Regions from separate parts of the Homo sapiens genome. Here region 1 is linked to region 2. Evidence: read pairs that join two places in POLR2A ChIA-PET (ENCODE). Cell type or tissue: Caco-2. All regions are shown on one strand. Links, peaks and the distances in the headings refer to the core of each region. The heading gives the core; the rest is flanking DNA. Region 1 has its middle 9.8 kb from the start of SP3. Region 2 overlaps LOC105373746 (a long non-coding RNA gene).

The links. Peaks named below come from ENCODE experiments on the same cell type or tissue, not always from the same donor. Only the 100,000 strongest peaks of a DNase experiment are listed, where the experiment ranks them.
Region 1: POLR2A ChIA-PET joins it to region 2 with 10 read pairs; 17 of 35 experiments call an interaction of 5 or more read pairs at or near these places.

Annotation. Positions count from the first base shown.
Region 1 is chr2:173,968,223-173,982,195 of GRCh38, forward strand. No RefSeq gene overlaps it. Among named protein-coding and RNA genes, the nearest start is that of SP3, 9.8 kb to the left of the region's middle. In Caco-2, for the core only: no CTCF peak of the experiment used is centred there; no DNase peak of the experiment used is centred there.
Region 2 is chr2:174,045,960-174,062,106 of GRCh38, forward strand. It overlaps LOC105373746 (a long non-coding RNA gene), which reads right to left. Exons shown (of 3, transcript XR_923589.3): 2 at 15,959-16,075; 3 at 14,791-14,972. Among named protein-coding and RNA genes, the nearest start is that of LINC01960, 29 kb to the left of the region's middle. RefSeq lists a silencer at 3,570-3,773 and an enhancer at 5,531-6,730. In Caco-2, for the core only: no CTCF peak of the experiment used is centred there; DNase peaks (open chromatin) are centred at 5,942, 6,561, 7,532 and 8,069; H3K4me3 peaks cover 1,789 bases.

The sequences.
Region 1 (13,973 bases), core at 1-5,000, 81 kb before region 2:
TTATTGTCATGGAATAGCTTTTTAAAATGGCTGGAAATGAAGATAGTCTCTTGAAAGAACACCTTTTCCTACCTATTTCAGTATTGTAGTCAAATCTTGAAATACAAATTTTTTTTTTCAATGGCATGGTCTCGGCTCACTGCAACCTCCGCCTCCCGGCTTCAAGTGATTCTCCTGCCTCAGCCTCCCCAGTAGCTGGGATCACGTAGCGCCCGCCAGCATGCCTGGCTAAGTTTTGTATTTTTAGTAAAGACAGGGTTTCACCATGTTGGCCAGGCTGGTCTTGAACTGCCGACCTTGTGATCCGCCCGCCTCTGCCTCCTAAAGTGCTGGGATTACAGGCATGAGCCCGGCCGAAATACAATTTAATTAAAATACTTATTTTCTTATTAGAAAGCTGCCTCTCAATGGCACCTACTGCTACATTTACATAGTAACCCAAAATTGCAGTTGCTTAGCAGGGAGAGAATCACAGTGCTGGATATTATTTATACTTTTTCTTCCAAAACGATTTGAGGAAGTACTGTGCTGGCCATTGTTTACATCATATTAGGAGATCTGGATGTCACTTTCTTTTCCCATATCCTCGATTTCCTCACTTTTTAAAATGTCATGTGTTTTTGTAAGTTTTCTTAAATCCTTTGGAAATGTGATGACGGTGAAAAATCCCTGAAGGCTTCTATACACCTGTTGGCATGGAATATTTTGCAACCCGTTTCTTCCCTACAAACAGAAGAGACAACTAAATACGGTTTGATCTACATCTGCAAGAGCCTAGCCATTCAGTATTAAAAAGTGATGGCCCTGGTTGACGGTACCACACCTGAAGACCTATGCCCTTTCCTTCACACTCCCTACTTCTGCATTTCTTCCCTCCTGAACGTCTATCAAGTGGACCATATGAAATTGCCAGTATTCAACTGTTTTTTATCTTAAAAGGTGACAATTCTATATCATTCAACCTAAATTAATGTCTCAAGAACATAACCTTTGTTTCTATTATTGTGACCTTACTTTTAACCATCCTAGAGCTCTTTAACCTGTTCACACTGGATTTCAAGGATCTTAAGTTGTTCTACTACATAATCACTATCACACTTCAGAAACATTTTAGTTTACATTAAATACACTTAACCCCCTCATATTTCATCTCTTCCTTTCTCAAAAATAGTAATAAATAACCTCAAGCCATTAAAGTGTGATGTCCTTAAATGAGGAGCAACAACCTTCAGCATGGAGTGTATTCATACTTTATGATTCAATTAGATAATAGAATTTGTTTATTTTCTTTGGTCATATAAACCAGACATAAACAACAACTAATCTCAAAAGAGTCAATGATACCCAAAGCCTAGTTAGAGAAGGTAAGAGAAAGGGGAAAAAAAAAATGATGTGGTTAGGAGAAGGTTGGATAGAACTGTAGAAAATATTGAAGGCAGCTTTTACCTGCTTTAAGGAACAGAATTTTTCGAGTTCCCCCTAAAATGGCTGAGTGCTGCACCATGTCATCACTCCATTCCAACCAAACAGCTGGAATAAAAAATGCAATTATACACACACATATATATGTATAATCTATACACACATAAGTATATATGTATAATATATGCATTAATATATAAACAGAACAATCCATAATTAATTAAAAGAGATGACCATCATGGATAAATCTCAATACTGTGTGAAAAAAGCCTGGTTATAGAAGAATAAATGTTATGCTACTACTGTATTTATATAAAGTTTTTAAATGTACCAAATTATATTCTATACTATATATGGATATATACATATGTAGTAACACTGTAATTGCAAAGGAATGGTGTGCTAAATTTAAAACGGTGATTACCCTTGGTATGAAGAGGAGAATGGCATTTGAATGAGTTTCCCATGGGCTTTGTTTACATTTGCAAATTTAACTTAAGCTAGGCTGAGTGTATTATTATTGTATTCTCTATATTGTTCTCCTTGCCTGAAATACTATGAGCATTATTTTAAACTAGAAAAAAAAAAAAGTAACTGATAGGAGAAGTACTGCAGTAAGTATGCCCAGGTAACTGATCAAAGGGCTGGAGGCAAAAGAGAATGATTCAAATATACTAAGTTTCCCAGCTTTTAGTAACTGGAAAGATGAACTGAAGTAAAGGATCTTAAAAGGGCATGAGTAAGTGGTGGGCCATTATGAGTTTGTTCTTAGATGTGCTGAGCTGGAGGTGCTAGCAGGACTTCCATGAGATGGATAGCCAACAGACTGTTGTCAAATTGAGTTTAGAGCCACAGAGAGAAGCAAGGGCAGGCTTGGGTTTGGGGACTCTTACCATCTTCACAGGCCTTTGTCCATTTGTCTTCAAACATAGCTATGTTTGAAGATAAACATTCCTTCCTATCTTTAAAAATCCTCCATGTGACTGTGGTTGTCCCTAGCTACTATCTTTTTTCTTTCCTCCCTTTCCTTGTCCAAAGTCTCAGTAACTTGCTGTCTTCCTACTGCCTTCCTAATATAATTCTACACCCAATTTCAGCATTTGACACTGTAAATATTTCCTTCTTAACACTCTCCCCTCCCTTGAACATTATCAGCTTTCTGGTTTTCTCTCAAATATATATTTCTCTGTATCTTTACAGTGCAGTCCCATAAAAAGCTACCTGTGGTGATGGAAATATTCTTTGTGTGCACTGCCTATTACCATAGCCACTAACCACATGTGACCATTAGGAACTTGGAAATGTGGCTAGTATGACTGAAGAACTGAAGGTTTTTTTATTTTAATTAAAGTTAAATGTGAATGGCCACATGTGGCTAGTGGCTATCAGACAGTGCTGCTTTAGGGTTTCTTTTGTTTTTGGTTCCCCGAGCTTTTCTTCAGAAGCTGGAAACACAGCATTCTGCAATGTCAGCCCTCATCTCCAAACTCACTCCCAAATCTCTATCTCCTGTCACCTGAGTTCTTGTTCTATATCCTTTTTTTTTTTTTTAAAGACAAAATTTCACTCTTGTCGCCCAGGGTGGAGTGCACTGGCATGATCTCAGCTCACTGCAACCTCCACCTCCTGGGTTCAAGCGATTCTCCTGCCTCAGCCTCCGGAGTAGCTGGGACCACAGGTGCACGCCACCATGCCCAGCTAATTTTTTTTGCATTTTTAGTAGAGACGGGGTTTCGTCATGTTGCCTAGGCTGGTCTCAAACTCCTGACTGCAAATGATCCACCCGCCTCGGCCTCCCAAAGTGCTGGGATTACAGGTGTGAGCCGCTGCACCCGGCCATGTTCTATATGTTTAAGCACTGTGAATTCCTCTTGAATGTCTCACTTTCACCTCAAACTCAGAATGTTCAAAACTAAACTCATAACTTTCTCTACACAACCAGCTCCTCCTCCCCTCTGATGCTTCTGTCTGTGACAGTGAGGCCATCATTCTCTCAGAAGCCCATACGGGAAATTACCTTTGACACATCTCCTCCCTTCCCTCTCCCATAGGCAGCCACTTACCAGATGCTGCCTGCCAAGTTTTCCTGCAGACACTCTCAGCTACCTGTTCATTGAAATCACATTTATTGAACCCTGCTCTACAAGATGCTGCATGGTCCCTATCCTCAAGGAGTGGATATCCAGTTAAGAAACAAAATATAGGGCTGGGCACGGTGGCTCACACCGGTAATCCCAGCACCTTGGGAGGCCAAGGCGGGTGGATTGGGAGGCCGAGGCAGATGGATCACGAGGTCAAGAGATGGAGACCGTATTGGCTAACACAGTGAAACCCCGTCTCTACTAAAAATACAAAAAAATTAGCTGGGCATGGTGGCGGGCACCTGTAGTCCCAGCTACTCAGGAGGCTGAGGCAGGAGAATGGCATGAACCTGGGAGGCGGAGCCTACAGTGAGCCGAGATCGTGTCACTGCACTCCAGCCTGGGCGACAGAGAGAGACTCAAAAAAAAAAAAAAGAAAATATAGGCCAGGCACAGTGATGCATGCCTCCCAGCACTTTGGGAGGCAAAGGCAGGAGGAACACTTGAGCCCAGGAGTTCAAGGCTAGCCTAGGCAACATACTGAGACCTCAACTCTACAAAATTTTTTTTTTAATTAGCCAGACATGGGGGTGCATGCCTGCAGTCCTAGCTACTTGGGAGGCTGCGATGGGAGGATTCCTTGAGCTCAGGAGGTCAAGGCTGCAGTGAGCCATGATTGCACCACTGCCCTCCATCCTGGGCCACAGAGCAAGTAGCAAAATGTAAACATACACAAATTCAAATAATAGAGAAGAGAAATAACAAAGCCTACAATACATCAGATGCTTTGCCAAAGGACTGCCTTCCGAATTCAGAAATCACTGGGGGGTCAGTCAGCTCCTTCTGGAAGGGATCAAAGCATGCTTTGCCCTGGCCCACTTCTGCTGCCCTAGACAGGCCTCCAGACTTTCCTGCTCCTTTCTGTTCTATATCTACCATCAAATTAATCTTCCTTAACCTGGCTCAAAAAACCTGAGTGATTCAAATGATCTAATGCATATCAGGTCATCTCTCCCAACTCCTCACTGTCCTGTAGTCACTCTAACCACAAAGTTTACTGGCCCTCTGCCACCAGGATTTTCCTTCTCCCCTCCCCATGCTTCAGTTCAAGTCTTAACCTCTTTCCATAAAGCCACTGCTGGCCAGGCGTGGTGGCTCACACCTATAATCTCAACACTTTGGAATTCAAGACCGGCCTTAGCATCGTGGCAAAACCCCATCTCTACAAAAAAATGCAAAAATTAGCTGGGCATAGTGGTGTGCACCTGTAGTCCCAGCTACTCTGGAGGTTAAGGCAGGAGGATCAACTGAGCCCAGGGAGGTCAAGGCTGCAGTGAGCTTTGATTGTGCCACTGCACCCCAGCCTTGGTGACAGAGACCGTGTCTCAAAAATAAAAATTTAAAAAGCCACTGCTTCCAGCTATTGGTCATTCCCTCATCTCTAACTTTCCATTAACCTTAGAGTATACCCCTTAATATTACTCTTAATTCATGATTTAGTATTGTCACCATGATTTAAATGATAAGCACTTTGTGCACAAGCATTATCTTACTCTTTCTATGGTTCTTAAGCAGTGATTTCCAAGGAAGGAGAGGTATCATTTGAAAACAAAACAGCTCTTTGTCCCATAGGGATGTTTTTAAAAGCTATAACACTTAACTTACTGGAATTTCAAATATTAAAGGAAAATGTGAGACTTTTATGTTTTATCAAAAGAGGCATGTTGTATAATGAAAGAGTTAGGAGACAATTTTTCAGTGTTGAGCAAATAGAAGATAATTAATAGATATCTGTTGAACAATACATTGATTTCAACAAGCCATGAATTTGGATTCTTTTAGGATTAAACATTCAGACTTCTTATTTTAATGGAGAAACTGTTAGTAATATGACCTGCTGATTATAAAGGGGCCAAAAAACTGGTACTCACCAGCTGAACCAACTATTAAAAACGTAAGGATATGTTTGAATGTTTTTGTTATGAACCATTTGATATATAAAATGTGCGCAATGTATACATAAATTATAAAACAATAATAGATGGTGAAGTCACCTAATTTAAGAGATTTCTGGAACTGATTAACACCTATAATTTTTTTTTTTTTTTTGAGACGGAGTTTCACTCTTGTTGCCCAGGCTAGAGTGCAATGGTACAATCTTGGCTCACCACAACCTCTGCCTCCCGGGTTCAAGCGATTCTCCTGCCTCAGCCTCCCGAGTAGCTGGGATTACAGGCATGCGCCACCACACCCGACTAATTTTGTATTTTTAGTAGAGACAGGGTTTCTCCATGTTGGTTAGGCTGGTTTCAAACTCCCGACCTCAGGTGATCTGCCCACCTCAGCCTCCCAAAGTGCTGGGATTACAGGTGTGAGCCACCGCACCTGGCCAACACCCATAATTTAAAGGTTCTGTTACCTTTAACAGCAAATGACTTTATTTTTGCTCTAATTACATATATTTCACTGAGTTATTTTCTTAGTCTAGTATATTAAAACTGTGGCATTTCTTGGCCAGGCGCGGTGGCTCACGCCTGTAATCTCAGCACTTTGGAAGGCTGAGGTGGGTGAATCACCTGATGTCAGGGGTTCAAGACCAGCCTTACCAACGTGGTGAAACCCTGTCTCTACGGAAAATACAAAAGTGAGCCAGGTGTGGTGGTGTGCGCCTGTAATCTCAGCTACTCGGGAGGCTGAGGCAGGAGAATTGCTCAAACCTGGGAGGTGGAGGTTGCAGTGAGCCAAGATCACCCCATTGCATTCCAGCCTGGGCAACAAGAGTGAAACTCCGTCTCAAAAAAAAAGCATTTCTTTAAATTCTATAGTCAATATTCCTGTCTTACTCATTGCATTGGAATTATTTTGTTTCTGGCATGCTTGCTAACTCATGAGTTTGTACTTTTTTACTCTATTTTGAATATTCTGATTTCACATTACTGAGATAATCTTTCTTTCTTTCTTTCTTTTTTTTGAGACAAGGTCTCACTGTGTCTCCCAGGCTAGAGTGCAGTGGTGCCATCTTGGCTCACTGCAACCTCCACCTCCTAATCTCAAGCGATCCTCCTTCTTCAGCCCCCCAAGTAGCTGGGACTACAAGCATGAGCCACCATATCCGGCTAATTTTTGTATTTTTTGTAGAGATGGGGTTTCACCACATCGTTGCTCAGGCTGGTCTCGAACTTCTGAGCTCAAGCAATCCACCTGCCTCCACCTCCCAAAGTGTTAGGATTACAGACGTAAGCCACCGAGCCCAGCCTACCATGAGATAATCTTTCTACTTCATATTTCCTCCACACTGAATTGAATAAGCCACTTATCTGCTTATGTCCCTAGTCTACTCAAGTCATTTCATTCCTTCTTTGTATTGACTGACCCTCCCTCTAGTTTTGTATAACAAGCTTACTGCATGTTACTTCTTCCAAATCACTGACATATAAAAATGAACAAAGTTGGTCCTAATATTGATCCCTGGAGCGTTGTAACCCATCCATTCCAAACTATTCCACACTTTGATATCAAAGTCATTGTTTACTTAAGTAGTTCATCCCTATACTACTTATCTAACTTCTAGATTAGTTGTTTGTCTGGTATTCTTTTCATGGTATTTTATCCTAAAATACAAGTAATTGGTTCATGGCTTCCCTCAGCTGATATTTGTTATTAGACCCAGAAGTTATTTCATATCACTGAGGCAGATAAGATGTGAATCCATGCTGACTCTTTTTAAATTAAATCATAACTTTCTGATATTTCCATTTGCTGATTTCCTACAAAATTTACCAATGTCATCTTCTCTACAGAATTTAATACTTCTGAATCTCATGCTCAAGAGAAAAAGGGATATTTAGGGAATGAACAATAATTTAATGAGGGTTTTACTTATTAAAACTGACATAGACCTAGTCAAAGATAAAGTATTTCAAGTCACTTTTCTCCTTATTGATGAATTTAAACATCTATTAAGAATCAAGAAGCAGGCTAAGCATGGTGGCTCGTGTTTATAATCTCGGCACTTTGAGAGGCTGAAATGGGTGGATCATTTGAGTCTAGGAATTCATGACCAGCCTGGACAACATAGGGAGATGCTGTCTCTACAAAAAATAAAAAATTAGCTGGGTGTGGTTGCACCCGTGGTGGCATGCACCTGTGATCCTAGCTACTCTCGATGCTGAGGTAGGAGGATTGCTTGAGTCCAGGAGGTTAAGACTGCAGCAAGCCGTGATCGAACCACTGCACTCCAGCCTGGTCAACAGAGCAAGACCTTGTCTCAAAAAACAAACCAAAAAAAAAAAAATCAAGAAGAAACTATTCGCATTACAATAGTGAAAATGTATCAGAGTAGTCAAAATTCACAGAACTGTATACCTAAATAGGGTGAATTTTACTATATGTAAATTATACCTTATTTTATAAATAGAAAAAAGTAAATAGAATCTTCATTTTATGTTTGTTTTGTTTTTTTTTGAGACAGTGTCTCACTTTGTCACCCAGGCTGGAGTGAAGTGGCGCCATCTTGGCTCACTGCAACCTCTGCCTCCAGGGTTCAAGTGTTTCTCCTGCCTCAGCCTCCAGAGTAGCTGGGATTACAGGCACCCGCTACCACGCCCGGCTAATTTTTGTATTTTTAGTAGAGATGGGGTTTTGCCACGTTGGCCAGGCTGGTCTAGAACTCCTGACCTCAGGTAATCCAGCCACCTTGGCCTCCCAAAGTGCTGGGATTACAGGTGTGAGCCACCACGCCTAGCCAGAAGCTTCATTTAAAAAAAAAAAAAAAAAAAACTAGTAAATACGGAAAGTGAAACTCTGTGAGAATAGCACAGGGGATGGTTCAGGCTCCTATACCTGGGGGGTTTAACATAGACTAATTTAATTGTGGAAACTTTTTTGAAGAGGAGATGGAAGTATATGAAAAAAGGCTTAGAAATGAATATTTTGAAAGAAAGAAATCCATGGATAAACAGTGGAATGGCAAGAAATGCACATGTTAGGCCTAGGCCGGGCGCAGTGGCTGACACCTGTAATCCCAGCACTTTGGGAGGCCAAGGTGGGCGGATCACCTGAGGTCAGGAGTTCCAGACCAGCCTGGCCAACATGATGAAACCCTGTCTCTACTAAAAATACAAAAATTAGTCAGGTGTGGTGGTGCATGCCTGTAATCCCAGCTACTTGGGAGGCTGAGGCAGAAGAATCGCTTAAACCCAGGAGGCGGAGATTGCAGTGAGCCAAGATGACACCACTGCACTCCAGCCTGGATGACAGAGCGACACTCTGTCTCAAAAAAAAAAGAAAGAAAGAAAAGAAATGCACACTTTTAAAAGTGTGTTTAATGTATGCTAAAAGTAAATGCATAAAAAGGCCAAATGAATAAACCCACAGAGTTCCTCACAAACACATATATTTCTGCAAATATAACAGCAAGATTATAGAAAGAAAAATGGTATATATAAACACACACACACACATATATATATCTGTTTTGTACACTTGAAAGCAGGAACCATCAAAAAACTTTGCACCTAGTAGGACTTTAATAAATTATTTGACTAAAGTGATATTTAACTTCTTTAGGCCTATTATCTCATTATTAGTCAGCTATTCCTAACTTGTTTTTAATTTGTCTTATTATTTTTAATAAACTTTTTATTTTGGAATGCTTTTAGATTTACAAAAACAGTTACAAAGATAATATAGAATTCCCATATACCTCTAATCCAATTGTTAGATTAGAGCCAATCATTCCAGTTTGCACAGACTGTCCTGGTTTTAGCACTGAGAGTCCCACATCCCAAGAAACCCCTCTTCCACACAAACTGGAATGGTTAGTCACCCTACAATGTTAGTATCTTACCTTACCATGGTATATTTGTCAAAACTAAGAAACCAACAGAGTGCATTATTACTAAACTCCAGACTTCATTTGGATTTCATTAGTTTTTCCAGTAACATCCTTTTTCTATTATAGGATCTAATTCAGGATACCACATTCATGTGTTTAGTCGGCATGTCTTAGTGTTCTCTAGCCTGTGACTCTTTCTCAGTCTTTCCTTGTTTCTTATGACTTTAACTCTTTTAAGGAGTACAGTAGCCACCCTTATCTGTGAGGGCCATTCCAAGACCCCCAGTAGGTGCCTGAAACCTCAGCTAGTACTGAACCCAATTGCCATCAATCGGAACACGTTTTTGTTCATGTCTTCCACCCACAAACTTAATGCCTTTTGCATCTTAACTAGCATGTATCACGCACAGTGTCCATAAATTTTGCAATCTGAGGTGTGATGGCAAAACTAGCAGGAATTTCTTTTTCCTTCATCATAAGTTCACAGATAGAAGGTTTGTTCTTGTCTTAGATCTCAGCAACCCCAGCATATGATTTTTTTTCTTTTTCTGTTGAGTTGAGAAGGTTCACCTTTTCATTTAAAGAAGGCACTTTATGGCTTCTCCTTGGCATATCTGAATTGCCAGCATCACTACTCTTGGTGCTTTGGGACCATTATGAGGTCAATAAGAGTGACTTGAAGGCCAGGCGCAGTGGCTCACGCCTGTAATCCCAGCACTTTGGGAGGCCAAGGCGGGTGGATCACGAGATCAGGAGATCGAGACCATCCTGGCCAACATGGTGAAACCCCATCTCTACTAAAAATACAAAAAAAAAAAAAAAAAATTAGCTGGGCGTGGTGGCCCGTGCCTGTAATTCCAGCTACTCGGGAAGCTGAGGCAGGAGAATCCCTTGAACCAGGCAATCAGAGGTTGCAGTGAGCAGAGATCTCGCCACTGTACTCCAGCCTGGCAACAGAGCAAGATTCCATCTAAAAAAAAAAAAAAAAAAAGAGTGACTTGAACACAAGCACTGTGGTACTGTGACAGAATCCATGAAAGGGCTACTGAGTGACTAACAGGTGGGTAGGATTGACAGTGTGGATCTGCTGAACAAAAGGATGATTCACATCTGGGTGAGATGGTGTGGGATGGCCTGAGATTTCATCAAGCTACTGAGAACAGCACACAATTTAAAAGTGTAATTTTTTTATTTCTGGAATTTTCCATTCAATATTTTTTGCCACAATTTGCTGAAGGTAACTAAAACCACAGAAAGTAGAACTGTTGATAAGGAGGTGCTATTGTACTTACTGGTAACGTATTTTGTGGAATGTCCCTCAATTTGTGTTTGATGTTTTTCTGACATGTAGACTGGTCTTATGGGGCTTGAGGTCCTAATTTTATTTATTTATGTATTTACTCATTCATTCATTCACTTTTAGAACCGAGGTCTTGCTATGTTGCTCAGGCTGGAGTGCAGTGGCTATTCACAGGTGCAAACATAGCAGCTTCAAAACTTCTGAGTTCAAGCCATCCTCCCATTTCACGCTCCTGCATAGCTGGGACTACAGGTGCCCACCACCTCATCAGGCTCTTATTTATTTATTTATTTTTATTTTGTTTGTTGTTTTTTTTTGAGATGGGGTCTTGCTCTGTTGCCCAGGCTGGAGTGCAGTGGTGTAATCATGGCTCACTGCAGCCTCAACCTCCCAGGCTCAATTGATCCCCCCACATCACCCCCCCAGGTAGCTGGGACTACAGGTACATGCCACCACACCTGGCTAATTTTTGTATTTATTATAAGTGTGTAAATTTACCAGTTTATACACTCGCAAACAATTTATAAAAGTACTCATTTCTCCACACACTTAGTTTTCATTTTTATTTTTAATCTTTGCCAATTGGATCATCAAAACTATGGTGCTTTTTAAAGTTTCATTTCTTTGATTACTGGTGAGAGTGAGCATTTTTACATGGTTAGTGCCATTCGTATTATTCTATGAGTTTCTTGTTTATACCCTTTATCCAATTTTCTATTGAGACATTCATCATTTTCTTTTGATTAGAAAGTGCACATTAATGATGTTAAACGTTTTCTCTCAATAGATTTCCAATTTTTTTCCAGATTTTCATTTGTGTTTTAATAATGTCTTGATATTCAGAGGTGTGAACCACTCTCATTTGTTTTCTGCCTTTGGATGTTGTTTTTGTTTTTCGATTTGGTGTTGGTTTGATTTTAATATGGAGCTCAGTTCTGAATCCTGCTTGTTCCCAGGCAGCTCACATGAGTCTTCAAAACCTGCAGCACAGCAATCTCATCACATATGGACAGTGCTCTCCTTCCTAGTGAGGCAATACCCCTGAGTCCTCACAGCCCCAAGCTTTAGGAGATAAAAAAGAAACAAAAACAAATTCAAAAACACACTGCCCTGAAAGCTGCCAAATTCAGGCTGCCATTGACCTCCAAGGAAATAAATTCCAAAGATAGTAATAACCACAGTAAAAAAAAAAAAAATATTTTAACATAATTCAGCTCCAAAACCCCAAAACAGACTGTTGTAAAGGCTTTGGTACAGTAGAGAATAGGGGTTCCCAGCATCCTCTGTGAGCATCCCTGCCATCGAGTCTTTCCCTACAGCTTCGGCTGTCTCTGAACAGGAAACAGGAGCCTGGACTCTTAAGTCCTGCTCAGGGAGGCCAGGATTTCTCTTTCCTGTTTCCCATTCTCTTTGCCTCCATTTTAGAACTTTTAAGGTCCTGACAATTTCAGAACAGATGTCAGGACTGAAAGTTATTAGAAAGAACCAGAAAGGGGTGGGAGGAGGGAGAGCATCAGGAACAATAGCTAATGGATGCTGGGCTTAATACCTGGGTGATGGGATGATCTGTGCAGCAAACCACCATGACACACGTTTACCTATGTAACAAACCTGCATATAGACCCCTGAACTTAAAAGTTAGAAATAAAAAAAAAATTACTCCTAAGTATTTTATTATAGTGAGGCTTGATACCTTGTGGAGAAGGTCCTCCCTTCTTATCTGTTTTTTAAATTTATTTTCAGACAGAGTCTTTTTCTGTTGTCCAAGCTGGAGTGCAGTGACATGATCACAGCTCACTGCAGCCTTGACTTCCTAGGCTCAAGTGATCCTCCCACTTCTGCCTCCCAAAGTGCTAGGATTACAGGCATAAGCCACTGAACCCAGCTGTTATTCTTTTTATTCAAGAATGTCTTGGGTGGTGGTGGTTGTTGTTGTTGTTGTTGTTGTTGTTGTTGTTTTGAAATTTGCTCTTACATGTACATTTTAGAGCCAGTTGTCAGGCTCCATGAAAAATGTAGAATTTTCATTAGCATTGTTACTAGATCTATAGATCAATTTTGAAAGAATTCACATCTTTATTATATTGTGTATTTCTAGCCATGAAGATAGGGTATGTATTATTTAGATTTTCATAATGTCTTGCAATAAAGTTTCATAATTTTCTGCCAAAAAAAAGAGAAAGAACCGGCGGCTCACGCCTGTAATCCCAACACTTTGGGAGGCCGAGGCGGGTGGATCATGAGGTCAGGAGTTCAAGACCAGCCAGGCCAAGATGGTGAAATCCTATCTCTACTAAAAATACAAAAATTAGCCAGGCACGGTGGCAGGCACCTGTAATCCCAGCTACTTGGGAGGCTGAGGCAGGAGAATCGCTTGAACCTGGGAGGCGGAGGTTGCATGAGCCGAGATCACGCCACTGCACTGTAGCCTGGGTGACAGAGCAAGACTCCGTCTCAAAAAAAAAAGAGAAAGAACCAGAAACATTAAAAGATTAAAAAAGCCTTGTGCCTTCTCTTTCCCCCCACTCCTCTTAATGAAAACATTTAAGACAGCAAAAGCTTTACATTAAATTTAGGCAAGGAAAAATAAATAAATAAATAAAACTTGAGGCAAAAAGCAGGCCTAGTTCACAGATGGTATGGTTCTTTTTTTTATAATTGACAAAAGTTGTATGCATTTATGCTGTACAAAACACGATGTTTTGAAATCTGTATACATTGTGGAATGGCTAAATCCAGCTAATTAACATGTGCATTACCACACACACTTATTTTGATGTGTGTGTGTGTAATAAGAACACTTAACATCTACTCTCTTGGCAATTTTAAGTATAGAATACGTTGTTATTAACTAGTCACCATGTTGCACAATAGATCTCTTGAACTTATTCCTCCTGTTGAACTGAAATTTTGTATTCTTTAACCAACATCTTCCCAATCAACCCCCACTCCCACCCCACTACCAAGCTTCTGGTAACCACCATTCTATTCTGTTTCTAGACTTTTTAAGTTAGACTTTTTAAGATTGCACATATAAGTGAAATCATGCAGTATTTGTTCTGTGCTTAGCTTATTTTATTTAACATAATATCCTCCAGGTTTATCCATGTTTTCACAAATGACTTTTCTTCTTTTTTAAGGCAAAATAGTATTCCAGTATGTGTGTATATTTATATACACACACAACGAAATGTGACATATATATCTCTCACACACACATTTTCTTTATCCATTCATCCACTGATGGACACTTAGGTTGAACTTAGGTTGATTCCAGTCTTGGCTGTTGTTAACAATGTTGCAATGAACATGGAAGTGCAGGTATCTCTTTGAC
Region 2 (16,147 bases), core at 3,712-8,711:
ATGTATAAATACGTATACAAGTGTGTATATATGTTTGGAAATGTGAAGGATATACTCACGTTTATTGTCCTGCTCTTTCAATTTTTCTAAGTTTAAAGTTTTCCAAATAAAAGGTTGCTGAGGTGGAAGGTGGGAGTGGATATTAGGAGTTTTAGGAATTTAATCAAATATTTATGGGAAAGACCCTTGGTATGTGTTGGGCTGCCCTAGGGATTCCAGGGAACCCACAGATGGTCTCTTGGTGGTGCCCAGTGTATGTGTTGGGGATTCTCTGAGCCAGTGCTCACTCCATGTTGAGAGGTGAAAAGGCAACGTCTTAGTCTGTTTGTGCTATAACAGAATACCTGAGACTGAGTGATTGGTAATGAGCAGAACCTTATTGGCTCACAGTTCTGGGGGCTGGGAAGTCCAACTTCGAGGCACCAGCCAGTGAGCACCTTCTTGCTGCAGCATCACATGGTGGACAGCAGAAGGGCAAAAGGCAAAAGGGGACAAACTGGCCCTTTTATAACTGCATCAGTCATTAGTTCCCATCATTAGCAATCACATTTCAACATGAATTTAGTAGACAAACATTCGAACCATAGGGAGTCAAAGCAGACCTGGATTCTAAACCTTGCTCTGCCCCTTCCTGGCTATGTGACTTTGGATAAGTTATTAATCCTCTCTGACCCTCAGTTTCCTCAATTGTGAAGTGAGAGAGATCATGCCTACTCAGCAGGGTTGTTCAAATGTGCTAAATAAATAGTACTTCCCTCATATTCCTTTCCTTGTACCACCTCCCAAATCACCAATTTATTCATTCATTAACTATTTATTGTTATTCCTTACAATGGGCAAGGGGTACAAATCCGAGTCAAGTTACTCTTTACTAACAAAAGATAAGCATTGGGTGTTAAGGAGTGAGGAGTTGCCCCAGAAGACTTCATAGAGGCTGGGCTGTCGGGCAGAGTCTAGGATCATGAGCTTGGTGGCCTGCACAGGTGATGGAAGAGGAGCCTAACCTGCAATGAGGGCCCTCAGAGGCAAAAGTAGTGGGTAGTTCAGGTGTCAGGAGGGTGGCTGGACTGGGGGTGTTTGGTGAAGTGGGCAGGGCCAGGTTAGGAAATGGGTTGGGCCCCGCGTGAGCAGCGTAGGGCCTTGTCTAGAATGACAGGGTGCCCCTAAAAAATGCATTTCCAAAGATCGCTTAGTACTGACCATGACAAGCTTTGATGTTTGGTTCACAAAATGCAGTAGGTGGAGCTCAGCTGTATTATACTGGTTTAAAAAAACAACAACACTTGAATGGATAAATAGAAGGAAGCTATGGACCCTAAATTTTTCTGTGGCCTTTCTCACCACCTTCTTCCCAGAAGAGGAAGAAGAAGCCTGGCTAGGGGATTAGGCCTGACAAAATAGGGCCTGCCTTTGAGAAGGGTGATATTTTTCAGATAGAGGCACACAAAGAAAAAAATAAAGAGAGAAGGGAGGATTGCAGAATAAAGCTCTTCTGTCACCTGTTGTCACCATCTCCTTATGCAGCCTCTGTCCACAAGCACCTAATGCCCTTACCACCACCCTAGACTAGATTGCAGGGACTACCACTTTCTAAATCACATGTTTCTGTAATACATTAATTTTCTTTTTGCCGGAAATGTATATTACTTTTGTAATCTGAAAAAAAATGACCAGAGAGAGAGAGAAACCCTAAACGTCCAATTCCCATACTAATCTAGACTGATCTTCTTGAAAGAGCTGCTTCCTCCCACATCAGTCCCCTTATAATCCCTGCCATTGTTCGGTCTCCTCTGCTCCTTTCTCCATTTCTAGATTGCCAGGAAGTAAGAGAGAGGAGGGGGCGTCACAGTGGCCTGGCTTCAAGTCCTTGCTGGGGGACACATGGAGGAACCCAGCCTGTGCCAGCCCTGGTGCTGAGAACTCCAGGTTCCCGGTCCCTGCGGGGACCCCAGGGCTCACCACTGGGATCCTGGCAGAGCGGCCCTGGGGTGCCCCGGCCAGGGAGCCTCAGCCCCCGCCGGATGTGCACGCGCAGAAGGAAGCTTCTTGACTTATGCTAAATCATTTTTCTAAGAACAAAAACTATGTACAAATGAATATTTCCATCTTTATTTCAAATTCTAGGTTTCAACTGCAATATTAATGCTACTCCACAGTGTAATTTACTTGTAATAATATATCATTATTTCTATTTTACAGTTCTCTTCTTAAAGTAGTAAAGCAAATGTTTAAAACAGCACAAATCCGAAGCCCCACAATTCTCCATTCAGGCTCAGAATTTGTGCTCTCCTTTCAGAATGGCACATAATTGAAAACAATGAACACCCCCAATGTGCTAAACGCTCTAGTCATTAAAGCATTTTTTTACTTTGCAATAAAAGACTGTTCTTGTGGTTGTGGTTATTTATTTATTTATTTTTAGAAACCCCAAACACGCTGCTTCCTGTTCCCAGACTGACATCTGCTGGGGATGTCAGGCTGACCGGCTCCCCGCCAGGCCCGCAGCCGGCTGCCACTCGCGCCCACGAAGGGCAGCGGAGGGACGCGCCCGGGGCGCAACCCGCGGCGTCTGCTGGGCGCTCTCCCTCCGGCTGGCGTGCAGGCTCAGGAACTGGCCCTGGAGTCCCCAGTTTCTTTCTGGCTTGTAGCTGCTGAGTTAAATCCCAGAATGGCACTGGCTTGGCACAGGATCCTGGCTGTTGGCGGCTCAGGTGAGGTACTGATGCCCAGGTGAGGATTTGGAGGCAAAAATAGGCACACGGGCAGAGTGGGTGTCCTCTGCGTGCTGGATGCTCAAGTTTCCTTGCTTTCTGGAGGACGTCTACCCTGTGTATCTTTCACTTTTTTCTGTAGTGGTTCCTACGCCTTTGGTAGAACAGCTCCCTGTTTAGTCAGCCCTGGGCATCGGGTCCTGTAAGGGAGGATCTCCATCCATCCCCACAGATTCCAATCAGCAACCTTCAAGCTTAACAACCAGGAGCCGAGCTTCCTGTTCCACCCAGAATGAGTAGAATGAGGGCCGGTTTGTCTTCTCTTCTAACCCCTCCTTTGTCCCAACCTTGTTGTTGTTTACCCTGTGGCTGGGGCAGGGGGGTGAAGCTGTGAGGGGCAGGGGGGTGAAGCTGTGAGGGGCTGGGGAAGGGCAATGTTCCTTTTCTGTCTCCTGGAGACGTCCAACAGCTCTAGGAGCCTCTTACTATCTGTGAAAGGATGGCATCAAGCCTGAGTCTCTGACGCTGCTCTGGGCAACCTGCCCCTCCAGGCCCTTGCAGGACATTTTCTTTTCTTTCAAAAAAATTTTTTAAAATATATTTTTTACTTTTCAGGGAATGACCTAGAACATTGCAGAACATTTTTGTGAGATGCCCTTGGCCCCTCACAAAGCCAGCATCCTGCCCCAGCCAGCCCCTAACACGCTCTCCTGCACACACCTCCAGGGGGTCTGCATTCCTGCCTCTCTGAACCCTCCCGTTCACCCACATCTGTGCCTTCCTGGCCATCAGCCTGCCAGCCTGATCACTAGCCTTTCCCTCTTGCTCCCCGGTATCTTTCCTCTCTGGCCAAACTTCTCACCCCCATCCACAAACGGTACTCTCAACGGCAACCCCAACCCACTTAAACACCTTTAATGAAATCTCATTGCCACAGAAAAAGCCCTATCCTTCGGCTTAATGTCCAGAGACAACATAGCCTAGTCCAGCCCAGCCCAGCCAGGGTTTCCCAAAGCCTGGGAGCCTACCTTGGGGTCAGGGGATGCCCATGGAATCATTTTGTGGGGATGAGGTGGGGGCATTAAGAATGGAGTCACTGAATGAGAAAGTGATTGTATTAGTTCAATTTCACACTACTATAAAGATACTACCCAAGACTGCGTAGTTGATAAAGAAAAGAGGTTTAATTGACTTACAGTTTCACATGGCTGGGGAGGCCTCAGGAAACTTACAATCATGGAGGAAGGAGAAGCAGGCATCTTCTTCACAAGGTGACAGGAGAGACAGAAAAAGCCCAGGGGGACTGCCATTTATAAAACCAACAGATATCATGAGAAGTCCCTCACTATCACGAGAACAGCATGGAGGAAACCGCCCCCATGATCCAATCACTTCCCACCAGGTCCCTCCCTCAACACCTGGGATTACAATTCAAGATAAGATTTGGGTGGGGACACAAAGCCTAACCATATCAGTGATTCTGTTATGGAGAAAGTCTGGTTTGGTGTGAGTCAGCTTATTTTTTTTAAATAAACTTTAAATTTCAGAATAGTTGAAGATTTACAGAAAAATTGCAAGAACATTACATACAGTTCCTAAATACCCAACACCCAGTTTCCTCATTGTTAACATTGCTAGTGGAAGCTTTGAACACCTCCCTGATGCCAGTGAATCTCCTTTCAACAAGGATGCACCTCTGTAGCCACAGCTGGGAGGCTGAGCTGGACTCTAAGAACAAAGCTTTGTATGCAACAAATATATTTTCTGTTACCTTCTAGTTCCAGCAAGTGAGACTACTCATCCACATTCTAAAATCTACAAATCTCTGAAAAATGAAAGCTTTTTTTGTAATGTTGGGGCCAAAGCTCCTTGAGGCAAGCTATATATAGCTTCTGTCCTACTTGGTGTAAATAGTCATACATTTCTCTGAGAAATATTTATTGATTCTTTGGCTTCTGGGGGTGTTAACTACTGCAGGGCGTATGCTCTATATCTCCTTTCTAAATCAGAAAAAAATCTGAATTCCAAAACATATCTGGCACTATAGTTTTCCATTTTATGGTTGTGATATAGTTCAAAAGTAAATTTACGCCAGGAGTGGTGGCTCGCACCTGTAATTTCAACACTTTGGGAGGCTGAAGCAGGAGGATCACTTGAGTCTAGGAGTTGGAGATCAGCCTGGGCAACAAAGCAAGACCCCATCTCTATTTATTAAAAAATAAAAATGAAAATCAGTAAATAAATTTAAATAAAAAGAACAAGTCATTTAAAGAAAAACAGTAAATAAATTGTAAATACAAATTACCTGTATTTTTAAGTTTCTCTTTTACTTTTTCCCACTCTTCAAATAAACACACTAATTACTAGCACCAAAAACAAAACAAAGAATCTGCTTTGCCTTCAGGGTCCAATCTAAACTCCTCCACCCCCTGGCCATACCACGGTCCTGCTATATACCAGGCCTGCTCATGCCTCCAGGCCTTTACACGTTCTGCTAGTCTCCTTAAAATGCTTTTCCCACTTCTTTCCCTGGCAAACTCTAGGCCCTTCTTCCAAACTCAGCTCAGATGCTACCTCCTGCAGGAAGCCCTCCCTGGTTGCATCAGTCTTAATTAAGTGGTCATCCTGTGTGGTCCCGTGGTATGCTGCACACAATACTGTAGGTTAGGAAGGGGTTTGACCCCTAGCTCTGCCTCTTTTCAGCTGGATAATTCGGGTCACTTAATTATGCTCACTAAGCCTAATTAGTAAGATGAGTAATGATAGTTACTATTTATTGAATTCATGCATTATTCTAAATGCTTCACATGTGTAAATTCATGTAATCTTCACAACAAACCTGAGAGGTAGAAACTGTTATGATCCCCATGTAACATATCAGGGAATTGAAGCCCTGGGAGGGTAATTCCTTCTCAAAGTCACAATAGGCAGGGGCAGCCAGGACTTCTTCCCCTGTTTCTCTTATTCCCCACTGCAGAGTAGCTAGGGAAGAGCCTATATCACAGGTTACCAGGAGAATAAAATGAGATAGCCCAGGTCAAAGGCTTCATCTTTGCAGGCTACCCCTGGCCAAGCCTGTACTTGATACCCGAGACTTGGCAGGCACTTATTTATCTGCCTCTGAAGCTAGCTCAGCCAGGGGGCTGCAAGCCGCTGTTCTCTGCTGCTCCTCTTGGTTTTATCATTGCCTCATTGGAATCTTCCTGCCTGGCCCAAGCTGGGTGGGGCCTCTCCACAGTGCTTTCTACTGTAATCAGTATTTACAATTTTGGCCTCTCCCTCTGAGCTCAGCAGAAAGAAATGTGCCCCACGCACATTTGCCTTTCATCTAGCGCCCTGCACAGGGTTTGAACCAAAAGAACTTCATAAACATGAGAAGAATAAACGATGAAATAAATGCATGGATGAAAGGATGGATGGATGAACAAAGAAGGAATGGACACATTTTTGTCTTTAGAATTTCTAACACAAGGACATACCATAACTAGCGCAGAGTGAAAAACATTATCCAGATAACACTCTTCTAACCAGACGTTCAGAGACTGAACTTTGAAAACAAAGGGAAGGAAAGAAAACAGCTCTTTGCACTGCACTGCACTGTATGTCTGCACTTGGAGTAAAATAATGTGGTAGTGATATTCAGCTCTCATGGTCTTCCCTTGAGATGGGAAGCTGGAAAAGGAGCGGTTGACATTCATGATAAAGCTAAAACATCTTAACGGGCACTGAATAAGTTTGATGTTATAAATGCCATTTATAAGCGAATCTGAGGCAAGATCCTAAACAACAGAGAACAGCTGCGGCACATGAGCACTTACTGACAGGCTCCAGGCCACACAGGCTCTGGATTTGACGACTGCCACACTTCAGCACTGGCGCAGGAGCTGCTTATGGAAAAGCTGCATAGATGGCCCAATAACCACCCAAGACAGAAAGCCTATATTTCGATGATTTGCAAAAGGATGAAATGACATTGTCATTCAGTTTATTAGATTACTGCTTCTTATCTCCTTTCTCCTCTTTTAAATTTGGCACTAGGAGGATAACATATTCACTAATGATTGTGGTTTTTAAAGGTAAAAATGTTTAATTATGAGATAAGAGGAAATTATTTGCTGGAGAGCACGGAGCAGCCCGTGTGAGTACAGGAATGGCACCCTTAGGCACTGCTGTTTAATTTACAAGCTATTTATCTCCTCACCTACACCCAGCAGAAACAATTAGCACTTGGTAATTTGTTGATCTTATCTAAGTCATAGGATCTGTTATCATAGTTGCCACCACTGTAAAGGCTACACTATGTGAAATGAACAATTTAGAAATGGCTGGCTATTCGGTCATGCTCATTTAACTTGTTTTGAATTTATTTTAGACTGGTGAAGTCTTCACATTTTGGTCTCACTTCTAAATCAATGCATTAATTTTGGGAGGGATTTTAAGACGTTTTCAGAGACTTGTATTTAATACTATCACAGTGGGGACCAGACTCCTTTTCCAAGGAGCCACCCAGACCCCTTTTCCAAGGAGCCACCCAGACCCTCAGAAAGCAGTACCTGTGGAAACACAAGTGAACGGGATGAAGAATGATGCGATCTTGTATGAAAGTTTTCAAACAGCCGCCAAGAACAGCAACTCCTCTCCCATCGGCCCTCGGCCCCCCGGGACTCAGTGACTCCAGGTCAGCTGGGATTCCCAGGCTCTACCCTCCCTCCCCTTTAGTACCTAATCCCTTGAAGGGCTGAGATGAAAGTATTTCCAGACTGTCTTACTGTCTGTCACAGATTGTGAGCCCAGAGGTCACTCTGGCACCTCCTTGGCACCCGCTGGTTTTGCAAGAGACCATGGGAAGCACTTGCAGAGTTTCCCTGAACTGTGCTCCACAAAACTGTTCCAAAGTCAAATCAGTGTGGTGGAGGGAAAGGGGGTTTTAGATAGGAACTTTTTCTCGTCCCTCCCAATTCCATACCGTTCCTCCCCCATTGAAGCAGGCGGGGCACAGTGCTCATTACCTTCTGGAGGCTGCTGATCGGACGGAAACAAAGCCAAAGTCCTTGGGAGAATTCAGCTGACTCTCAAGCAAAGGCTGGATGAAGGGAGAGAGACTTACTCCAGCCTGGAAAGGGTTTTTGAGGAGAGAAGAAAAGGGGAAGGGAGACAGGAAGAAAAGGAGAAAAGGGAAGGGGAGGAGGAATGCGGTAGGGAAACAGGAGTCTGGAAGAGAAGTAGGGGGCGGGGAAGGAAGAGGGGAGAGGGAGGAAGCCAGGGTTTGTGGCTCAGGAGAGCCCCAGGCCCAGCCTGCAAGCAGAGCACCAGGGAGGTGGCAGAGACAAAGTGGTCAGGAAGTGCACCTAGACTGGGCTTGCAAACGCAAATGCTTTCAGGAGTCAGGCAGAACGGGTGAAACAGGCCTGAGAGGCAGTGGGAAATAGGAGAGGCTGAATCACAGGGAGGGAAGCATGCACCCCCACCCAGAGGATGAGGATCCCTTTCCCTCGAGCATCTCCCAGAAACTGAGCTCAGTCCTCAGACCTGGCAGATCCTGTGAACAGGGATTCTGGGCGTCTGAGCAGTGCCTGAGTGGATCAACAAGTGAGAACCAGGTGGTGGTGGTGGTTTTTTTCCCTCATCAATCTGGAAGAAAAGGGAGTCAAAATCAGAAATTAAATAGCTTCTTAGACACTTGGGTCTGTGCACCAAAATTTATACCAACGTCCTATGTTTGGGAAATGTTTATTTCACAAAGTTAAACAAATTTCCTTATTGTGGGACTTCTCAGAAATTTTAACATGACAAGATACTACATTCAGGATCTCAGGAAAAGGGATTCAAAAGATCACTAGTGCACTGGTAAATTATTAATAACCAACTTAAGGTTTAAATCAGGGATTTCAAAAATCCTAATTTGACTGCGTGCAGCAGCTCATGCCCATAGTCCCAGTGCCTTGGGAGGTCGAAGTACGAGGATGGCATGAGGCCAGAAGTTTGAGACCAGCCTGGTTAACATAGTGAGACAGCCATCTCTAGAAAAAGTAGGTTAGTCAGGCACAGTGGCCTGTACTTGTAGTCTCAGCTACTCAGGAGGCTGAGGTGGGAGGATTGCTTGAGCCCAGGAGTTTCAGGCTGCAGTGATCTATTAATATGATAGTGCCACTGCACTCTAGCCGTGTGACAGAGCGAGACCCTGTGTCTAAAAATAACAACAACTCTGATTTGTAGCACTGCCAGTTTTCATGGTGTAAATACTGTGATGGGCCATCCTAGCGCCAGAGCTTTCCTTGGGATTGGCTGAGGCCTTTGCTGCTCCACAATTCCCTGATCCCAATACTAGTTCCTTCGCTCCCCAACAAGCGGTGGTGATCCAAAGGGTTCTTTTCCGCAATAAACTTCTTGCATGCTAGTGTCTGCCTTGGAGATGTCTCCCAGGCAACTTGACCCAAGACTGGTCCTTTTACTCACAGTCATGAGTTATAAAAAGAATTTGCTTCCTTTTTTTTTTTTTTTTTTTTGAGATTGAGTTTTGCTCTTGTTGCCCAGGCTGGAATGCAATCACGCGATCTCTGCTCACCGCAACATCCACCTCTCGGGTTCAAGTGATTCTCCTGACTCAGCCTCCTGAGTAGCTGGGATTACAGGCATGTGCCATCATCCCCAGCTAACTTTTTGTATTTTTAATAGAGATGGGGTTTCTCCATGTTGGTCAGGCTGGTCTTGAACCCCCGACCTCTGGTGATCCGCCTACCTCGGCCTCCCAAAGTGCTGGGATTACAAGCATGAGCCACCGCGCCCGGCAGAATTTGCTTCTTGATTCATTATGATATTTCTGCATAGTTCGGGTTGATTATGCCTATGCCAGAATCTGATCTATATGGCATAACATACAGAAGGAATAAAAGACAGGGTCCCTGTGGTAACCAGCCTCTAAGATGGCCCCAAATGATTCCTGCTTCCTGGTATTCATGACCCTGTGGAGAACTGATGTAGGTACCCAATAGGATATTTTGGAAATGACAGTGTTTGACTCCTGAGCCTGGGCCATAAAAGACCTATGGCTTTTGCCTTGCTCTTGCTTGAGTCACTCACTCTGGAGAAAGCCAGATGCCATGTTATGAGGGCTCCTGAGTGGCTCTGGGAAGTAGCTCCACCAAACAGTCCACATGGTGAGAAACTGAGTAGCTCCAGTTTTGCGGTCACGAGAGTGAGCTACCTCGGGAGTACTGTCTGCAGCTCCAGCCCGGCCCTTGGATTGCTGTGCACAGATGAGCTGCTTCCACCGACTTCTGGCTTGCAAAAACTGCTAGGTCATAAATGTTATTGTTGTTTGAAGATGTAAATCTGGGGTGACTTGTTATGCAGCACTGTATAACTAATACAGCACCTAATCTATAAGAGCTTTATAACTTCACAGGGGAGAAAAGATGGATCTGAATATGTAAAACTGTGAAATAAACCAGTATGTATGAACCATATACCAACTGTCACAAGTTCTGAGAAATGAGAGGAGGAAAGAAGGAGGCTGTACAGTTGACAAACAAGGACCCCCAATTAGGAGGTCAATATTAGAAGAAAAGGAGGTTCGAAGAAAGGCAGGACCACATCTTGGGTTCTCTCCATTTTTGTTTTTTGTTTATTTTTTTGAGACGGTCTTGCTCTGTTACCTAGGCTGGAGTGCAGTGGCATGATCTTGGCTCACTGCAGCCTCTGCTCCCGGGCTCAAGTGATCCTCCCACCTCAGCCTCCCTAGCAGCTGGGACGACAGGTGCAAACCACCATGCCTGGCAATTTTTTTTTTGTATTTTTAGTAGAGACAGGGTTTCACCATGTTGGTCAGGCTAGTCTCAAACTCCTGACCTCCTGATCCGCCCGCCTTGGCCTCCCAAAATGCTGGAATTACAGGCATAAGCCACCGTGCCCGGCCATTTCCTTTTTGAAGAAACCAAATTCTTGAGGAGTTTATGCAAATATTCTTTGCAAAATGTGAAATGCACTTGAAAATCAAGAATACATCTTTAGCTGGGCACAGTGGCACACACCTATAGTCCCAGCTACTCAGGAGACTGAGGTGGGAAGATTGCTTGAGCACAGGAGCTGGAGACTAGCCAACACAGCAAGACCCCAACTAGGCAACACAGCAAGACCCCATCTCTGAAAAAAAAAAACCCTAAAAATAAAAAAATAGATATATCTTTAAAACAACATGTAAGTCAAACAAACTACTTTTGGTAAGGAAATTCAGCCTTATAAAAGTGCAAAAAATTTACCAAAACACAAAAGTGGTTTACCAGTCTGTTACATACCATCATCTATGCTGGGTTGAGAAATTAAAGGATATTTATTTGTCAGATTGATTTAAATTAAAGAATAAAATAACTCAGTTCCTGGTGGGTTGGTTTCCACACTGGAGCAATGGAGAGACTCCTAAAATAAAGGTAAAATAAAGGATATCTATTTAGATGAGAGGAGGAAACAAACAAATAAAAGCTCCTCAACCAACCAGAGAAAATTAATCCCTCTTTCCAGTCTTCACTGTTTTTCATTTTGCTTTGCTTTGTTTCCTTAAGGAAATTTAAAACATAGTGGAAGTCACGATGGCATGGAAATGATGGCTGGGAAAGCATCCCGGTACCTTTTCATGTTGCCTGAATCTCGCTCAAGATATCAGTTTCCAATGGAATGGGGAAATCTGTGTAAACCAAATAGAATATTAAAGTACACGAACAAGCAGCCTGAAAAAAAAAGTTCAATAAAGTAAATGAACAAATATATAAAACAGATAGCCAACTTCACCAGTAAAGAAATGCAAACTAAACCACAAGGAGATTGAAATGTTAAAAATCGATTGGATTGGTAAAGACTAAAAAGGTTGATAATGCTCAGTAGTTGGGGGTCTGGGAATCGAGCACACCATGGGGTGAGGTGGGAACGTTAACTGGTACAACCATTTTATTTTATTTTATTTTATTTTGTTTTGATTTATGTATTTATGTATTTATGTATGTATGTATTTATTTTTTTAAGACAGAATCTCCCTCTGGCTCCCAGGCTGGAGTGCAGTGGCATGATCTTGGCTCATTGCAACCTCTGCCTCCCAGGTTCAAGCAATTCTCCTGCCTCAGCTTCGCAAGTAGTTGGGACTACAGGTGCGCACAACCATGCCCAACTAATTTCTGTATTTTTAGTAGAGATGGGATTTTGCCATGTTGGCCAGGCTGATCTCTAACTCCTGACCCCGAGTGATCTGCCTGTATTGGCCTCCCAAAGTGCTGGGATTACAGGCATAAGCCACTGTGCCCGGCCATGGTACAACCGTTTCAGACAGCAATTTGACACCACCCAGCAATGCATACCCTTTGATCCAGCAATTCCATTCCCAGGAATTTATCCTAAATGTGAAAGTATATGTAGAAGCTCAAGCATATTCACTGCAGCCTTTTGGGAATAATGGGAAAATTAGAAATCTCAATGTACACAAGAGAGGGCTGGCTACATAAACAAATAAATGAGAACAAACACGTGGTGCCTGCTTATTCTGTGCCAGCATTCTTCTAGGAGCTCTATGCACATGAAGTCACGTGATCTCTCAAGATCCCTTAGACTTGGTTCCTGTCTTAGGAGAGTTCAGCCTTACAAACAAATATCACTCAGCCATCAAAAAGCTCAGGAATAGGTCCAGATGTGCTGACACAAAAAATACTCATGACATGGAAGTGATAAAAGGAAGTTTCAGGGAAAGCTATGGAGCACAATCTCATTTATGATTTAAAAAGAGACTGTGCATACATGTTTATATTTATACAGAAAATGTCTGGAAAGATAAACCAGAAGGAAACAGTTAACAGAGAAATCCTCTGGAGAAAGCCAGGGAAGGGAGGAGAACCCTCCATTTTTTACCTAATATCTTTCTTTTTGGTTTTATTTTTAAAAAATAAAGCCCAGAGTCAGCCAAACTGCAAAGGCTGAGGTCACAATTCCTAACCCTGCTTTCATTTTGGACACTGACCTCAACTTTGGGGGATTCCCCCAAACTACTCTCAGATTGGATAATTCACTAGGAGGACCCGCTGAATTTATTGAAAGCTATTATACTCATGGTTTTGATTTATTATAGAGAAAAGATACAGATTAGAATTAGCCAAAGAAAGAGACACACAGGGCAGTCTGGGAGGCTTATCAAACATGAAGCTTCCATTGTCCTCTCCTGTGGAGTTAGAACACATTACCTTCCTGGCATCTGTGTGTGAGGATACACCTTGAGTACTGTCAACCAAAGAGGTACAAGCAAATTTCAGTGTCCAGAGTTTTTATTGGAGCTTCATTCTGTAGGCCTGATGGGTTTATTGATTGCCCACATGGCTGATCTCATTCTGAAAGTCAGCTGACACTACATGACCCAAATTCTCACCCTAAATCACACTGCTGGGTCTTTCTGGCATGGCCAGTATGTACCCCAGGATCCAGTGTGGTTATCTCATCCCCTAAACCAAGATACTCTTATAAGTTATGACTGAGGTTAATCCCAGAAGCTGAGGGCAAAGGCCAGATCACCCTCTGGGCAAGACCAAATGCTTCACTACACATTGTTAGAATGAAGACATGGAATAGCCATGTGGCTAATTGTTTTTCCACGTGCTGCCTGGTGCATGGGCCAGTTTCTAAGCTGTGTGTTTATGTAAGATGATTCATCTTCACTGAGACGCTCTGATCATGTGGACTTTTGTTTTGTGTTTTCTTAGATTCTGTATTTGTCTGTTTGGTATTCATTAGTCACAAGGCCAAATTAATGGCCATGATTATTTCTATTTCCTCTGCAATCCAGGTTTCCCAGATGCACAAAAATCATATTACAAACCCTCTAACCAATCATTTGAGTCCATACTCCCAAACACTTCCTTATCTCACTCTTACACACCAGCCAGTATTTCCTCTGCCCGAAATCACCCAGGGCCAGGTACCAGACAACTACAGACCACTCCTATAGCCCAGAGCCTGCCCAAATTATTTGAAATAGCCAATCCTACACTGTTTCTCCTGCCCCGCCTTGTTTTTCCCAAGGCAACCGCAATAAACGCTGTGGCCTGGGCTTTCTTCTCACCACTTCTCCTTCCTGACCTAACCTGGTGCTTCCCCATGTGGCCCTGCATGCATGATGTGCCCTCATCCCTTGGCAAATACAACTCATAAATTCTTCTTCCAATGACATGGCCTCTCCATGTCATCACTCAATCCCCTCCCTGAATTAGAATCTCCAGTAAAATTGAAACAACTTTTAAATCTCTGATCTACAGGCCTGGGTTTCAGTAGGTCAATAGTCCTTACTGCCTGGTGCAGGCCTGGGCTCATGCATACTTGTTAAATCTAATGAACAGTCTGGGTGCAGTGACTCATGCCTGTAATCCCAGCACTGTGGGAGACAGGGGAAGACAGTTTGCTTGAGCCCAGGAGTTTGAGACCAGACTGGGACACATGGCAAAACCCCATCTCTACCAAAAATACGAAAATTACTCAGGCATGGTGGCATGCGCCAGTAGTCCCAGCTACTCAGAAGGCTGACACAGGAGGATCGCTTGAGCCCAGGAGGTGAGCTGTGATGGGGGCCACTGCACTTCAGCCTGGGTGACACAGCAAGACCCTGTCTCAAAAAAAAAAAAAAATATAATAAATTTTACACTATCAGTTTTTGCTCTAGTGATGAAGGAGATAAATTATTCATCTTGCTTAATGCAATCAGTACTTGATGTGGAATCTGAAAATATGTTAAGCTACTTTCAGAAATGCTCATCAGCCTGCATATCTGCACTGTAAAAGTTCCGTCCTAACTTGTTCAGTGTTCTTTTATCACCCTCCTTTCTCCTCCTTCTTCCCCACACCCTGCCCCTAATTCATTTAGTTAAGCAAATAACCTGTATCCACTGCCAATAACTAAATCTGCCTGGATCACCTTAGAAGCTAAAACCCAGAATGAAAAAAAAAAGTTATGCTTCTTTCATTTGGGCTTGTTGCATGGTTTACTTTAGGCTCTGAGTAAGTGCTATTTTATTATTGTTTTTGCTTGTTACTATCAGGGGATTTCAGGAACTGATTTTAATATAAATGCCTTAATTGTACTCTCAGGAAAAGATATGAAAACAGAAAACCTGATAAATCAGTTGATTCTGTAACTCTCCACATTGTTGTCATCTGTGAAACTGACTTAGCAGTCCCCACGATGAGGTCTGGCCATATTCCCACATTTTCAGGGACACAAGGTGTAAAGATATGAAGGAACTGGAAAGGACAAAAAGTGTGAAAAAATATCAACAAATTTAAGCCTCCAGTGATAAATATGGGTAAAGTGCTGAAGTGATAGACGAATAAGGTTAACAAAGGCCAAGCCATAAAGGATGAGGAATATTTTGGGTTTTAATAATACAGGTGAGCTTTTACAGAAAAAAAAGTTACTGCCTCAGGCAAGAGTAACTGTTTATGGTGGGTTTCCAATAATTCTCAAAGTTTGATCCAGTTAAGAACTCAAATTCTGAACCAGAAAGTTTAAAAAACATTTTAAAGAAGAAAACCTTAAAATAGCTATTTAGGCTGGGCATAGTGGCTGATGCCTATAATCCTAGCACTTTTGGGAGGTCGAGGTGGGAGGATCACTTGAGGTCAGGAGTTTGAGACCGGCCTGGGTAACATAGCAAGACCCCCATCTCTACAAAAAAATAAAAAAATAGTTGGGCATGGTGGTGGTATGCGCCTGTAGTCCTAGCTACTTGGGAGGCTGATGCAGTAGGATCACTTGAGACCAAGAGTTTGAGGCTGCAGTGAGCCATGATTGTACTACTGTACTCCAGCCTGGGTGACAGACCATGACTTTGTCTCTAAAAAATTTTTTTAATAAAATAAGATGGTTGTTTAGAAATACTGACATTCTCTTCTCTATAGATGAGTTATTAAAACATTATTTTATTTTTAATATCCCACTTAGCCAAACTGCACTAGAAAACCAGAAGAATCTAGTTCTAGAAAACACTTTGCTTTTGTAATACTCTTCGGTATTTAACAGTACTTAACAAGCTAGTAAGGAACCATAGCTTTACAGCCAAGTGGGGGATGGGGAATTGTTTTTGCTAAGCCAGGATGAAGGTGTTAGTTATATATGCTCTTGAGCATAGCAAGTTCTGTGAACTCAGATGTATCTGGAGGCTTTTAGCCACAAGTTACAGAATATTCAACTACAAGTGACTGAAATCATGAGGGCATTTAATTCTTACACAAAAGATGACGTCTGTGGGCGGCTGCTCCAACCCGGATTGGCTAACAGTCTAGGGGCTGCTTCTCTGCCTCTCGGTTTTCCTTTCCATAGCTCCAAATACAGTCCTTCATCAAATCTATTTTCAAATAAAAAAAAAGGAATGATGTCCAGCGGGCCCTGGAATTCACCCCAAGCCCTCGCAGGAGGA